Linked DNA regions of Homo sapiens: region 2 is linked to region 1. A link is a loop called in an ENCODE intact Hi-C map of the cell type or tissue named here. Cell type or tissue: thyroid gland. All regions are shown on one strand. Links, peaks and the distances in the headings refer to the core of each region. The heading gives the core; the rest is flanking DNA. Region 1 overlaps ATP10D (ATPase phospholipid transporting 10D (putative)). Region 2 has its middle 10 kb from the start of ATP10D.

Region 1 (8,346 bases), core at 168-8,167:
CTAAACAAAAGTTTAGCAAGAAAGAAGATGGAGCTCCAATAAATTATTTGAGAGATGTTCTCACCGGAACTTTTCATTTCTTACCCAAGGTTTAGTTCATGGGAGCTGCATTAGGGAAAGTGGGATCTGTTGTAGACCCCAAGGAACTCAGTCAACCAGCTGCATAAGGAATCAAAAGTCTGATGGCTGGGCACAGTAGCTCACGCCTGTAATCAGGAGGCTGAGGCAGGTGGATCACCTGAGGTCAGGAGTTCAAGATCAGCCTGGCTAACATGGTGAAACCCCGTCTCTACTAAAAACACAAAAATTAGCCGGATCTGGTGGTGCATGCCTGTAATCCCAGCTACTCAGGAGGCTGAGACAGGAGAATTGCTTGAACCTGGGAGGCAGAGGTTGCAGTGAACTGAGATTGCGCCACTGCACTCCAGCCTGGACGACAGAGCAAAACTCCATCTCAAAACAAAAACAAAACCAAAAACAAAAAGCCTGCCCCACACACAGTTAAAGGAAGAATGGAGAGTTCAAGATCAAACCAACTCTGCCTTTTCAATTGAATGATCCTACCCTTGATTAAAATGTAGCCCAACAGGTGTCAGATTCTCTCAAATCGAATGACCTGTGGCCAAGAATAAGTAGGCAGAGAGGGGAATTGCCTCACCTGCTTTACTCCACTCTGCTTTATAAAAACTGAAATGTAGATTTCTCTTTCTATGGCAACCTAAAGACAAAGGAAAATATATTATTGATCACTTCCCCAGGAATTTCATTCAATTTTTCTTTGGAATAAGACTTGTTTCACCCATAGGGCCCTTCTCTTTTTACCATTCATTAACCACATAAAATAACCATCAAAGGAGAATGGCGTGAACCTGGGAGGCGGAGCTTGTAGTGAGCCGAGATCAGGCCACTGCACTCCAGCCTGGGCCAGAGCGAGACTCTGTCTCAAAAACAAAAACAAAACAAAACAAACAAACAAAAAAAACATCAAAAGGTATGAAAGGTGCTGCTGGTTACAGAATCCTTCGAACTAAACAGTCCTGATACCACTTTCTCAACTGCACCATTAGAATCAAACTGGATTTAACTGTCAATTGGAGACCACTCCCAACTGCATACTTTCTGATTTAATTAAAGACATTAACCCACTGTCATCATATATGGTGCCTAGAATTTCCAGAGATGCTGAGTTAAAGGGTCATCCATCATCAGTGTTGCACTAGTCTGACCACAGAGTTTGGGAAGCTAGTGTCCAGGTGGTGTGAGGATATGGATCTGACATGGCTGTGCCCAGAGGGAGGAATATGTAAAACAAGTTGATGGTTTGATATTTTGCCAGAGGTCAGTCCTGGTATTCCCACAAGATCATATGGCTTGCTTCATACCTCTCTTTTAATTCTTCCCGTAGGTCATGAGTGACACTGAATATGCAGAGTGGCTGAGGAATCATTTTTTAGCTGAAACCAGCATTGACAACAGGGAAGAATTACTACTTGAATCTGCCATGAGGTTGGAGAACAAACTTACATTACTTGGTAGGTGAATTATGTTTGTATTGCCTGAATGGAGGATTTTGAAAAACACTGGATATCTTTGAATAAGGGTTATTTTCTTCCATTGTTATCTAATAAACATATATGGTTCTGCCTACCCTGTCCAGTCTGATCTCTATCCAACTTCCAATCCATTCTATTCTGTTGTCCACTGCAGTGAACTAGACTTCACTTGTGATGGGGTCAGGATGGTCACCCCAAGAAGATCATGTAAAATCCAACACTTAACATAGACTACAAAGCCAAGTAAATGTTCCAATAAATATCTTGGTTCAAATCAAGATAAATATCAAGAATAGAGTTTCTTGTCAGGCATTGGATAAGGTGCTTAATACGTGTTATCTTTTTTTTGAATTCTCACAACAAATCTCTATCTTATGTAGAGGAAATTTGGGGCACAGAGCAGTTCAATGACTTGTTCAAGGTCACATGCCAGTAGCTGACAGTTACTCATTAACCAAACATGGAGCTCATGTTTGCCTGGCTCCAAGCTTTTTATCCTGCACCTGCTACTGGACTAAGGAAATTTATTTTTCTTCTCTTCCTGATTTCAACTAAAATTGCACAACTGACCCCTCTTGTCTTGGATTAAACTGCATCTTAGAATTATCTGAAGCACTTTAAAAAATATTGATGCCTGCATCCTATCCCCTGAGATTCTGATTCAAGTGATCTGTTGTGTGGCTTGGGCATTGGAATTTTTTAAAGCTCCCTAAAGTGATGCTAAAGGCGGTCAAGTTTGAGAACCACTGTCTTAGAGTCTGGAGATCTAGATTCTAATATAAGCTCTGATATACCAAGATACCAGCTTCTGAGCTCCATTCCTCTATTTAGGAGGAAAACATTGACCTAACTTAGTATCTAGCAAATAGAGCAATGATGCCTACCCTAAGTGATTTCTCTGTGACAGTGTAAGTAGTATAGGTCCACATTTCCTCATCTGTGATTCCAAAATCAAAAATGCTCCATGGGTTTAGTGCCAAAACTCATTTGGCAGAAAAATCATACCTGATTTGATATAAGACTATTTATAGTTATTATCCTAATTTAGGTGAACATTTGTCAGTTTTCCTGCAGAAATATTAATATGCTTGATTAACAAGTATTATAGAATATGGTATATGCACCATATTACTTTTTTAATATCTGAAAAATGTTTGAATTCCAAAACACATATGGCCCCAATTGTTTCAGAAAAGGGAACTGTAGACCCATGAAAGAACACTGCAAATAGACATTGTATCTTACTGGCAGGAGCATTCTTTAAAAGCCTGCCCTTTAAAGGACATGAACAGACATTTTTCTAAAGAAGACAACAACAAGTGGCCAACAAACATGAAAAAATGCTCAACATCACTAGTTATCAGATGCAGACAAATGCAAATTAAAACCACAATGAGATACCATCTTACACCAGTCAGAATGTCTGTTAAAACGTCAGAAGACAACAGATGTTGGCAAGGATGCAGAGAAAAGGGAACGCTTATATACTGCTGGTTGGAATGTAAATTAGTACAACCTCTATGGAAAACAGTGTGGAGATTCTCAAAGAACTGAAAATGGAATTACCGTTCAATCCAACAATCCCACTACTGGGTATCTACCCAAAGGAAAAGAAATCATTATATCAAAAAAGTACCTGCAATCATAGGCTTATCACAGCACTGTTCACAATAGCAAAGTCACAGAATCAGATTTCTAAGTGTCCACCAACAAACGATTAAAGAAAATGTGATATAATATATATATATACACACACACACACATATATACACAATGGAATCCCACTCAGCCATAAAAAAGAATGAAATTGTGTCTTTTGCAGCAACATGGATGAAACTGGATGCCATTATCTTAAGTGAAATAACCCAGAAACAGAAAGTCAAGTACCACACGTTCTCACTTATAAGTGAGAGCTAAATAACATGTACACATGGACATGGAAAATGAAATAGTAGACATTGGAGACTCAGAAAAGTGGGAGGATAGGTCGGGGAGCAAGGGATGAGAAATTACCTAACAGGTACAATTTACACTATTTGCATGATGGTTACACTGAGAGCCCAGATTTCACCCCTACACAATATATCAGTGTAACAAAACTGCGTTTGTGCCCCCTAAGTCTATAATAATAAAAATAAAATCCCACCCTTATCCTTGGGAATATCATAGAATTATAAAATTGTAGTGTAAGGTTGCATAAATAATTGACTCAAATCCCTTCAATTTACAGATAAGAAATCTAGCCAAAAGGAGAACGAGTAAGTTTGATAAATCCATTGATCCCTGAGGCTTCCTTCCCAAAATATTACATTGCATATAATTTTGGTCTGGGTCGTCAAACCTCCTTTGACTCTCCTGAGCAGCTGGGCAGTTTATGTAGTGTAGGGTTGAGTTGGCTAACAGATATGATTCAACTGTAGACTAGCTGAGCTTCAGCTGGCTTTGGTTTCTTACAAGTCCTATTGCACTTTGGTTATTTTTTAGGTGCTACTGGCATTGAAGACCGTCTGCAGGAGGGAGTCCCTGAATCTATAGAAGCTCTTCACAAAGCGGGCATCAAGATCTGGATGCTGACAGGGGACAAGCAGGAGACAGCTGTCAACATAGCTTATGCATGCAAACTACTGGAGCCAGATGACAAGCTTTTTATCCTCAATACCCAAAGTAAAGTGCGTATATTGAGATTAAATCTGTTCTTCTGTATTTTCAAAGGCATTGGAACATTTGAGATTTGATGTATGCAAGGATTAAAAAAAAAACAAAACAGCAACCGTTAGCTTTTTTTGTTGTTTGTTTGTTTGTTTTGGTTTTTTTGAGACGGAATCTTGCTCTGTCACCCAGGCTGGAGTGCAGTGGTGCAATATCTTGGCTCACTGCAACCTCCACCTCCCAGATTCAAGCAATTCTGCTTCAGCCTCTCAAGTAGCTGGGATTACAGGCATCTGCCACCACGCCTGGCTAATTTTTGTATTTTTAGTAGAGACGGGGTTTCACCTTGTTGGCCAGGCTGATCTTGAACTCTTGACCTCAAGTGATCCGCCAGCTTTGGCCTCCCAAAGTGCTGGGATTACGGGGTGAGCCACTGTGCCCTGGCCAGCAACCATTAGCTTCTTGATAATTTTTTCTATCCAGAAACCTACCTTGTGCTTGGAAGGATGTCTATTCTTCTAAAGGCCTGATGGAAAATTATAATGATTCAGAGGAATCATTGCTGAATAAAGGCATTAGAAGAAAGTTTTTTTTTTTTATTTGCTTTCCCCCCTCCACACTGGATTACCAGGGATCTGACAGGACTTAGCCCAAAATGAGAAAATATATCAAGTCCTGGTACAGGAATCTACCTCCCTTTTAAGATAAGAAAAAGTGATAGTTTTTATTGAAATCAGGTGAATAAATTATTAAATATTTTATGGCAATTCTAAAAATAGACTCAGGGAAATCGTGCCCTCTTGTGGTAATTCCTAGGTAGTGCTCCCGAGAATATCATAAGTTTGAAGAACTGTTTAAGGGAAGAGGAAAATGTCATTTTTTAAAAAAGAAGGAAATTTAGGAGGCTTAGACTCAGCCCAGTTTTTTCTATTTTTGCCTCCCGCTAATCTCTAACACCAATGTTTAATCAGATAAATAAGGGTTTTATTTTTCTCAGAAGCCTTCCAGTATAGTGATCCCCTCCAAGATTTGTGCACATTGTTTATTTTTCTTGAAAAACTTCCTCCCATTCTTCTTCAGCAGTCAGACTTAACCAGTGATATCAATCCCATCACTGCAGTCTGCCTTCTTTGAAATCTTGTGGAGCTTTTCTTCAGGATCACTTCTTGAGCTTTGCCTGCTCAAGGCTGCCATGATTGGTTAACATGTTTTCGTTTGTTTATTTGTTTGTTTGTTTGTTTGTTTTGAGGCAGCCCAGGCTGGAGCGCTATGGCGCGATCTCGGCTCACTGCAAGCTCCGCCTCCCGGGTTCACGCCATTCTCCTGCCTCAGCCTCCCGAGTAGCTGGGACTACAGGCTCCCGACACCACGCCCGGCTAATTTTTTGTGTATTTTTAGTAGAGACGGGGTTTCACCGTGTTAGCCAGGATGGTCTCGACCTCCTGACCTCGTGATCCGCCCGCCTCGGCCTCCCAAAGTGCTGGGATTACAGGCGTGAGCCACCGCGCCCGGCCTGGTTAGCATGTTTTTATGGTCAGACCTCAACCAGCACTCAGCTAAATGGTACATTTTGAGAAAAGGGAAAAATAGAGTGGGTTCCCCTTTACGGTGGCCCAGTGACCCATAACCACAACCACCAGCCAACTCCCAGTAGCTGCAGGGGGCAGAACAGAAGAAAATGCTTAGTCATTTCAGTCACCAAAAGAATGTAGCCTAGGTGGCTGGTAAGACTAGGGATCAAATGCTTGGCCTGCCGCTGACTGAGTATGTGGCCTTAGGGAGTTACTTACCCTCCTGTGCCGCTTTTTCTTTACTCATAATGGGAGAGTAATGACTGTTTAATGGGGTTTTTGTGAGCATTAAATGAAAAAATATAAATTGTTTAATGCGGTGCCTATCAGATGAGAGGGGTTCAGTAAGCATTAAAAAAGAAAAATAGAGATTGTTGTGAACAGTAAAATCTTTAGGACTGTGAAATTCATTTATAATGCAATATATCCATATAAAAAAATTACACTTATACCCTTAAATTTATATAAATAAAAAAATTATTTATAAATACACAATTTATCTTATGTTTAAAGGCATTTAAAACTATCGATTCAAGAAGTATTTACTGAGTACCTATAATTTTTTTGCTATCGATAGCTATTCCACATGTGTGAATTTTCCAAATAACTAAACAGAATACAACAAACATAATTTAGTTTTATCACAACTCAAGATAAAAAGCCAGGCACATAGTATGGGCTCAGTCACTAGTATTTAACTCTTTTCTTTCCACCTCCCACTCCTAGTCCCTCAGGAATCACTAAGAGTTTAAAAGGACTTGAAGATCATGGAGCCCAGTGTGTCACTTAGTGAAGGAATTGCTCCTATAACATTCTAAGCAGGCAATGTGGCAGCCAGTGGAATGTCTGAAGTTACTTTTGTGTCATCTTTACAAATTTCCATCAACGTTGTTCTTCAATTTACAAATTAGATTATAAGTGTTGCCAGTTGCAAACTTTACCTTTTACTCTCATAAAAGTTTTTTTTCTTCATTTGTTTTAATATAGTCATATCCTGTTTGTAACTAGTTACTGCATTGGAATATACAAAGGCCTTTCAGGATTGGTCATTTAATTTTTTAAGTTTTATTTTTGTAATTTCATTTAAATTTTTCTCCTCAGATTGGTAACTTTCTATCTTCATAATTTATATTAGAATCTACAAAAAGGCTTTCCATACCTGATCTCATTTGACAATTACAACAAATAGACATAGAAGATAAATTATCTGTTTTATAACCTGAGACTCCAAATGCTTGTGATTTCTCTAAGTACAGCTGATTACTAAACTTTAAATTTTCTGATTCCCATTACAGTATATTTTCTAATTATATATTACATATTACATATATACAGTTGATTCTCCTTATTTGTAGAGTTATAGTTTATGTAGTTGCCCCGAGCTCTGAATTAGCAAACACTGACCACTGCTTTTAGAGGAGATACAAAGTTAGCTTCCTCTGATTACAACATACTGTCAACAATCAATACATGACCTTGTTTCTTCTGAAATGTACCTTATTTAATATGCATATTAATGATTCATTAACGTTAAATGCATTGCCAACAGACTGTAACTTATACCCAAACAAAGCTTATCTAACATGGGTAAGTTCCCCCCATAGGACACATCACAGCCTTTTTTGCTTGGAAACACTGCAGCCCATGATTGGGAGTCATTTTAAACAGCAAAATCACTGACAAAAAGCAGAAAGATGCAAAAAATATGGCACCAAATAGCCCATGAAAAGAAGACTTTGCTACAGTTTGAGAACTGGCAAAAGAAGGCATCATGGTGTTCAGCTTCAGCTGGGAATGGGCATATCACATGACTTAAATGTCACTCTATGCATGTGACACTCAAATGTCACTCTATGACATGTAACCACAAAAACATCTCAAGTATTGTGAAATTACAGATAAATTTTATCAAGTAGGAGAATTCACAAATGTGGAATCCACAGATAATGAAGATTAGCTGTGTGTGTGTATGCATACTTCTGTTATTTTTATAATGAAAAAAATAGTTAATTTGTAAAACCTAAACACATACTCAAATAAATAGAAGAGTACAAAACCCTTTATAATCAATTTATAATCATAAAACTACAATTTAAAATCATATTTTGGAGAATATCCACACAGACTGTATTCTGTATACTGTAAGCATATTGGTGCCACAAAGACTATATTTATGTTATTGTATGGTATTGCAGCTGTATTCTTTCAATTACAATACCTTAAACACAATCTGATGTTAATGTTTTCAATGATTGCGAGGCATGTTACTTTCTAAATGTGCCATTTTAATTTAACCAAACTCCAAAAGAGTTTTAAAAATAATTTTTACTATGATGTAATGAGCTGTATGAGCATATCTGATTCATCTTTGTATACTTTGCCTTAAGGGCTTTGGAGGTGTATGGGATCAAATTCATTCCTAAAATGGAGCCCTGTGAACACTCCACAAGAGTGTTTATAGTTTTTGTGCTGTTTCATGTGCACATGTCCATATCTACTTCTTCCTTGCTTTTCTTATTTTGTTGTAGGTTGAGAAATGCTTGATAAAACAGCATTTAAAATCAAAGCAAACA
Region 2 (8,346 bases), core at 332-8,331, 89 kb before region 1:
TTTGCAAGGTGATGAGTTTAATCTTGTCTGTATAAACCTAGACAGATTTGTTTGCCTATAAAAACTGGTTCTTAGAAATCAGTTTGATAAGTGTCTCATTTCATTCTGGTCAATGAACTTAATAAACTGAAGGCCTTTGTCTTTCTTTTAGGGCATCATATGTAACTCAGAAATGTTAACACCTCTTTATTTCATTATATTTTTGTAGATAAAAATAATCTTGTAGCTTGAGCCACTTAAGATCTCCATTAAAGAGATCTTTAAAATAAACAGATACTTTGATTTAAGAAGAGCAATAGAGGGAGCCCATAACATTTATTTCAGTGTAGCACTAAAGAAAACAATACATTAAAAGCTGAAATCGCTCTGTTAAAGTGAAATACTTAATAAGCTGCAATTTTGGACCTAAGATGTAATACATGCTATATCCTCAGGGGCTGGCATTCTTTAATGGCACACCAGGTTTTCAATTAATCTTTCTGGTGAAGGTTCTGTGCGTGTAAAACCTCCTGCCTCCCAATTGCTACCCCTTTTAAGCCCTGTATTTACAACCACCACATCCGTAAGCTGTTAGGATTTCAGCCAGTGGTTCTTAATCAAAGAAGCACATTCGTCAACCCAGGGAATTTTTGAGTATTGATTTTTAACTTTAAATGTGTCACACTTTTGTTTTGTACTTTTAAAATAGCTTTATAATTCACATACCATAAAGTCTACCCATTTAAAATACAGGTTGGCTAAGTTTACTCAAGCGAGGTTTTCTAAATTTGTATAGGAATGCAATTATCACTATGTCTCCCAAAATGATCCTTAATGCCTGTTTGTAGTGGACACATGGGGAGCTTTAAAAAAAAAAGAAAGAAAGAAAAGGTCATACCCTGCAGACAAATATTGTCGGAGTCTCTTTGACTACTAACACCAATCTTCCGTCATTGCTGTTACAAAACTCCCCAGATAATTTTGACATAGGTCAGTGTTGAGATACAGTGATGTGGACAAAACTTCATAGAAAAGATGAAGATCTGGAAAATGCAAATGTAACCTTTTACTAACCAAGAGATCACCTGGCTTAGACCAAATGTTGTCACAACAGCAGCAGCAGCAATAACAAAGGAGGCCTTTAGAACATTTAGAGAATGGTGGTTTTCTGATCCTGGACTTTTGTTCCTACTGTTTCCTTTGCCTAGAATCTCCCCTCCTTCTTCCTGCCACTCTCTCCATGCACACCTAGTTCGCCTAATGAATTCAGACACAACCCCCAGAGAACTTTAATTGCTGTCTCACCTGTGTTTTCATAACTCTTTGAATAAACATCTATTATAGTCCTTATTGCATTGTGCTGTTTCTTCATATTCTGACTTTCCCATTTTTCTGAGAGCTCCTTGAAATGCAGAGGCCATGCCACATTCATTTGAGTATCTAGACAGTGTCTGGCACAAAGCTGACTCCCAAAAAGTGTTTGTTGAATTCGGAAATAGAAGAGGTGCTTTAATAAACTATGAAGGCCGGGCTCAGTGACTCACGCCTGTAATTCCAGAACTTTGGGAGGCCGAGGCAGGCAGATCACAAGGTCAAGAGTTCAAGACCAGCCTGGCCAACATGGTGAAATCCCATCTCTTCTAAAAATACAAAATTTAGTTGGGCGTGGTGGCAAGCTCGTATAATCCCAGCTACTCGGGAGGCTGAGACAGTAGAATCACTTGAAACCAGGAGGTGGAGGTCGCAATGAGCTGAGATTGCACGACGGCATTCCAGCCTGGGTGAACAGAGCAAGACTCCGACTTGGGAAAATACAAAAAAACAACGATGTAAAGGGTAGGCAGTGATTTCCAACCTTGACTGGAAATTAGAATCCACTGAGGAGCTTTTCAAAATCCCTATGACCAGCTCACACCTACAACCAATGAAATCAGAATCTCCAGGGGTTGGACCCAGCAGCATATGTTCTTTACATCTAATTCTAATGTGCAGCTGAAATTGAAAATCAAGGGCATAAAGCCACAAAGGATGGTCCAAAATTTTATCCTTGACCAAAATATCCTGGCTCTATTGCCTAAAATATTTAAATTATTTGCTGTTACATTGCTTGGAAGGAGCTCAGAAATATATGTGAATTAACAGATAGCTGTTTTTAAAATATATGAAAGCCCCTATGATACTCAAGAAAGAACTGGCCATTCATGTAAGTCACTGAAGTTTTGATTATGATTACTTTCCTTTTGACATTTTGTTTGAAGAACCATTATGAAATAGGAATCTTGATTTGGGTAGAACATTGAAAGTGTCAAAACAGAAATTGTATTGGACAATGTTAAACAGGCAAGGAAGACTCTATTCAACATTATTCCAATAGCGGAGAGGGGCCAGAACTCAATCCAAACTCAACACCACTGAAACAAAGGACAGTAGGATTTCTAAGTGTTGGAAGTGAGAGGGAGTGTATAAGTTATATGTGTTTACTAATTGGTTTTACTCAAAAGAAAAGTAAATTTTCCCATATCTTTGTGACAGGATGCAGTTTCACAACTTGGAGGAAGGTACCCACCAAAGTTATGAAAGATAGAGTGACTATCTGATTTGCTGATTACATTTCAAAGACATGGCTCAAAGGTTCTTGAGAAATACATTCGTAAGTTTTAAAACTGACAAGAGACTGATTGAAAGATTTATATTTCAAAGGGGCAGGAAAATATGTTACAGGTTTTCTAAATATGCTGTACAAAAATGGAGGTCAGGGGTCTAGTGTCAGGGAAGAAGCTGATCTAAAGTTTAGTCAAGCTGGGGAATGTTAAGGCAGCCTTGGTCAAAGTCAAATAAATAGGTAATTTTGAAGAATGTAGATGGGCCAGAAGGGCTATCAGAGAAATTCCTCAACAATGAGCTTGGAGCAGCAAAGCTTAGCATGAGCGTATTCAATCCTTGAGAGAACCGAAGAGGAAAGTTAGAAAAGGCCTGGAGATAATTAAAGTATTTTGCAGATTTTCCTTGCATAGTCTGGTTTATATCAGGAAATTAAAAAGGAAACATTTCTTTCTGTACTTTCTTCCTCCTAAAGGAACTCTCAGATCCACATTCCTACGTAAGATGTGGAACTATATATTGTCATACCATATAACAACCATGCACATAAGTTAAAATGCAAAAAAATTACAAGCATATATATGTGTATTTTTTAAATAATCTGGAAGTTTACATATGTACATGTAGCTTCTGGCAATGAGACTTGGACTGGTGTTGAAGAGGACTTTAGTGATATCTATAGTATTTCATCAAAGAAACAAGAGAGGCCGGGAATGGTGGCTCACACCTGTAATCCCAGCACTTTGGGAGGCTGAGGTGGGCAGATTGCTTGAGTTCAGGAGTTAAGGCCCAGTCTGGGCAACATGGCAAAACCTATCTGTACAAAAAATACCAAAAAAAAAAAAAAAAAAAAATTAGCCGGGCATGGTGGTGTGCACCTGTAGTCCCAACTACTGGGGAGGCTGAGGTGGGAGGGCAGCTTGAGCCCAGGAGGAGGAAGTTGCAGTGAGCCAAAATCTCGCCACTGCACTCCAGCCTGGGTGACAGAGCGAGACCCAGTCTCAAAACAAAACAAAACAAAAAAAAAACAAGAAACAAGAGATTAGAGGCATAAAATCCAAAATGGTAACTGTAATTCATTCTGAATTTCTGAACGGTAAGATAATATGAATTTGTTTTATGGACTTTGTATTTTTCTAGATTAGTTAAATTCCAAAAACAAAATAAAAATAAAGACAAATGTCACATGGTGGGTCTAAGCCAGGAGTTTAAAAGAAGGAGAACTCACTGTCAGGGTGATCAAAGACCTTCAGGTAAAGGAAGAAGCAGGATTTGGGAGATGGGTTCAATATCCATAGGCAGAAATGGATAAGCACGGCAATTTAGTTGGAAGGAATCACCCAAATCAAAAAGACAGATAATAAAACCCAATGTCAGTATGTATCCAAAAATGAGTAAATTTGTAAATCAAAATTTGATGCCAAGAATAAAGAGATTTCTATTTATAGTATCATGAAGAACGTTCAGATCCAGGGGGATGCAGGTAGAATTTTCTAATATAGCCTTTCTGTTGATATTGTTGCTAAATTATAGGAAACAAAAACTTGGACAGATAATTACCATCTTAGAAGCCAACCTAACCTCAAAAGGCATCTAATCAGACTTCCTATTACAGAAGAGGAAACAGAGGTCCTCAGAATTTGAAGTCACCAGTGGTCAAGTCCAATCCAGACTCAAGCACTGGCTACCGCATCGACATCATCAGAACACAATTCAATAGAGCTAATCAAGTGTTGACTTTCTTTGATAGTAAAACAGAGTGTCCACTTGACATGCTGGAACGTAGGGAGAATGGGGAGTAAAAAGTATATGCTGGAGATAGTACATCTTAAAAATTAACACAAAAAGAACACAGACACTTGTGTAAATTCATTTTTGTTAAACTCATTTTATTTTAACCTGTTTTTATGCAGAGAAATATTTTCCAAAATATCAAATGAATTTTAGCACAGATTAAACTATGTAAATCAAGAGCATTTAAAAGGATAATATAAGCTGTCTCTGTTAGCATTTGTAAAAGCTGGTTTAATAAAAGGTACACACACATGAAAACATTGTCAAGAATTCTTACAAAGGGCATATGCTAATGATGGCAAATGGATTTTGTACAAAATAATAGCCTATCAAGGGACAATGTAAAGAACCACTCAGAATCTAGCAGGCTAGTAGAGTACACTGCACATAATAATTGCCCTTTTATAAGAAAAGGAACATAGCAAAATTTGAAATTGTAAAGGAATTCATCACCAGCCTTCTTTAACAATAAGCTTCTCTAAGGCATTTGAAATAAACTTTGATTTATGGAACTTCAATAAACACATCATTTTTAAGAAACATCATTTTGGTGAACAGAATAATACATATTTGCCTTGCTCTGCGCTTACTGTGAGTTCAGGAATTGTGTCTTCTACATGACAAATGATTCAAATTAGTCTGAACATGAAACATGATAGCCTGGGTGGATTTAAATAATAGCAATAGTCAATGCCAGCAGGTGCCAGCAGAAGCAGTTTCAGATACAGCAAGGGAGTCAGCCTCTTGTGGGGGTCTGGGCAGCCCTCCTTTCTGCCTCTCAACTCTGCCTGCCTGGCCGACAAAGGCAATAGTTAGGATGTTTTCTAGATTCTTCCCTTTACTTTGTTTTTGGTTTGGTTTTGTTTTTTTGACCCAGGGTCTAGCTCTGTCAGCCAGGCTGGAATGCAGTGTTGTGATCACTGCTCACTTCAGCCTCAAACTCCCTGGGCTCAAGTGATCCTCCAGCCTCAGCCTTCCCAGTAGCTGAGACTATAGGCAAGTGCCACCACACCTTGCTAATTTTTAATTTTTTTGTACAGACGGAGTCTCACAATGTTGCTCAGGCTGGTCTCAGACTCCTAGGCTCAAGCAATCCTCCTGCCTCAGCTTCCCAAAGTACTAAGATTATAGGCATGAGCCACCACACCTGGCCTGTTTTTATTTTTAATGTGTAGTTATAGTTTAAAGGAAGACTCATGTACACGCTTGTCATGGTTAATTTTATGTATCAACTTGGCTGGGCCACAGTACCAGATATTTGGTCAAACATTATTCTAGATATGTCTGTGAAGGTATTTTTTAGATGAGATTAACATTTACATCAGAAGACTTTTAGAAAGTAGATTATCCTCTATAATGTGGGTGGGCCTCATCCAACCAGCTAAAGACCTTAATAAGCAAAGGCTGATCTTCCCCTCCTCCTATCCGCCCCCCGGCCCCACCCGCAAAAGGGAGAATCCTGCTGGCTGACTGCCTTCTAATTGGAACTGCCACATCAACTCTTCCCTGGGTCTCCAGCCTGCTGGCCTGCTCTGCAGACTTTAGATTTAATAGCCCCACAGTGTTGTGAGCTAACCTAAAAATAAATATTTCTCTCTTTCTTTTCCTATACTGACACATACACACACGCACACATTCACACACATCCTGTTCCTTCTGTTTCTCTGGAGAACCCTAATACACCACCACTGAGTTTAAGAAATGGTAGAACATTGGCCAGGCATGGTGGCTTATGCCTGTAATCCCAGCACTTTGGGAGACCGAGGCAGGCGGATCACAAGGTCAAGAGATAGAGACAATCCTGGCCAATATGGTGAAACCCCGTCTCTGTGAAAAATACAAAAATTAGCTGGGTGTGGTGGCGCGTACCTGTAGTCCCAGCTACTCAGGAGGCTAAGGCAGGAGAACCACTTGAACACAGGAGGCGGAGGTTGCAATGAGCCAAGATCACACCACTGCACTCCAGCCTGGCAACAGAGCAAGACTCCGTCTCAAAAGAAAAAAAAAAGATGACGAGTTAGTGGGTGCAGCGCACCAGCATGGCACATGTATACATATGTAACTAACCTGCACAATGTGCACATGTACCCTAAAACATAAAGTATAATAAAAAAAAAAGAAAAAAAAAAAGAAATGGTAGAACATGACCAGCACCTTTGAAGTTCACTGTGTGCCCCTCCATGGCACACAGGAGATCAGTATGAATTCCATGGCCCTAGTGACTTTCTATTGTTATATTTCCATGAATGAACATCCTGATAATGGAACTTGATCAGCAAAATCACTCAAAAAGGAGATTTGACACTTCACCTAGTAGATGGCAGGGATATCACTACATTCAGCATGGAAACTTGCACTAGACTTTTTATAAGGCAACTAAATGAACGGAGTAATATCACTTCCTATTGCAATTTAAGTGCTGTTTCATCTGTCAGACCAAAAATACATCAGGTAGTATAGCCTATCCAGGTCAGGGATCTTCTGAAGAGCTCAGGACCCGCTGACTGACCCCATTCCTGCAGAGCAGTAACATTCCTGCCAGCATACAACCTAAATTGTTGGATGGAGCTCTGTTCCTTCTCATTTTTCTTGTCATAACAGGGAAGACTTGGCCTTGCACAAACTCTTGAATATATACCATCCTTTCCACACTCACTGCCAGTTTCTTGTTTCAGGCCTTCGTTTCATTTCACTCACACTGCAGTGCCACACTACCCATTATTTTAGGTTACTTTATTACAGCCCTGGTCGGACCACAACTCTCCTTCTTGAAAACCTTCACAGTGGAGCCTTAATTTTTGTTCTTTCCTTCTCTACAATATTCTGACCACATAAATATTTTTAAAATTCCCAGATATGCCATATACTCTAACATCTTTGTGTTTTTCTTCTTGTTTCTTGTTTTTAGCCAGAAGCTTTTCCTCGTTTTCTCCATCAGGATATTCTTGCTCACATTTTAAGGCCCATTGAAATGACAAATCCTATATAAAACTTCTGCTAGCCCCTCTGAAACTTCACTTTGAACTTTGAAATCATTAGTTTCTCTTTTGAAATTTTTGCAAGATTCTGTTAAAGATACTGAACTGAAGAGTGAAATATTTCAAAAAATGTATCTAAATGGGAAACAAATAAGTAAAGAAAAAATGTATTGCTATATAATTGGCTTTTAGCAGTAATACTATCAGGGGATCAAAGTGCCCGGCTAGACTTATCCTTAAAGGAATACATGCTTCATAACTGTTGATTCCAAGTGGCCAATTATCAGATACTGAGGCACTTATGAAAACAAAATAAAAACCTTACCACCCCGACACACACATACTCTTTACCATCCCCATCAGGGTCAGATCCAGGGACTGTTAGCAATAAATTATTCTGCAGGTAAGCAATAATCAGGACAATTTAAAAACTTCTGTCTTCCAGTTGTTCCACCCCAAACCTTGGAATTATCCCTGATTCCTTTCTTTCTCTTGTAACTCACACACAATTTACAAACAATCCTATTAGCTCTACCTTCAAAATATATCCAGAAGCTGACCACCACCCTCACAGTTACAATTCTAACCTAGGCCAAAATCACCTCTCCCCAGGATTGTTAAAATCACCTCTTGACTAGTCTCCCAGCATCAACCATGCTCCCTACAGTTTATTGGCAACAAAAAAAGCTAGAGGGATCCTGTTGGAACACAGGCCAGACGGTATCAGTCCTCTACTCAAAACCTATCTACATATTTGCAGTATACACAGGGTAACATCCAAAGTCTTCCATGACTTTATGGCTCTGATGTCACTTTTACTACTTCCCACTGACACCTCCACATTGTTCCCCCATCACAGTGCCCTGGGCACGCCAGTGCTTTACTGCCTCTCCAGCATAGCTGGCACACCCTTGCCTCGAGGCACTGCATGTTCTCTTTCCCTGAAATGCTCCATCCCCAGACACCCTTATGGCTCTCTCGCTCACCTACTTCA

What was found. Hi-C counts contacts between places; a loop is a spot of excess contacts. Peaks named below come from ENCODE experiments on the same cell type or tissue, not always from the same donor. Only the 100,000 strongest peaks of a DNase experiment are listed, where the experiment ranks them.
Region 2: it touches region 1 in a loop (2.0-fold over the local background); 56 of 110 quality-filtered maps call a loop at or near these places.

The regions. Positions count from the first base shown.
Region 1 is chr4:47,559,544-47,567,889 of GRCh38, forward strand. It overlaps ATP10D (ATPase phospholipid transporting 10D (putative)), which reads left to right. Exons shown (of 23, transcript NM_020453.4): 14 at 1,406-1,532; 15 at 4,038-4,222. Among named protein-coding and RNA genes, the nearest start is that of ATP10D, 78 kb to the left of the region's middle. RefSeq lists a silencer at 5,700-5,889. In thyroid gland, for the core only: a CTCF peak has its summit at 5,026 (motif pointing left); no DNase peak of the experiment used is centred there; H3K27ac peaks cover 702 bases.
Region 2 is chr4:47,470,775-47,479,120 of GRCh38, forward strand. No RefSeq gene overlaps it. Among named protein-coding and RNA genes, the nearest start is that of ATP10D, 10 kb to the right of the region's middle. In thyroid gland, for the core only: no CTCF peak of the experiment used is centred there; no DNase peak of the experiment used is centred there.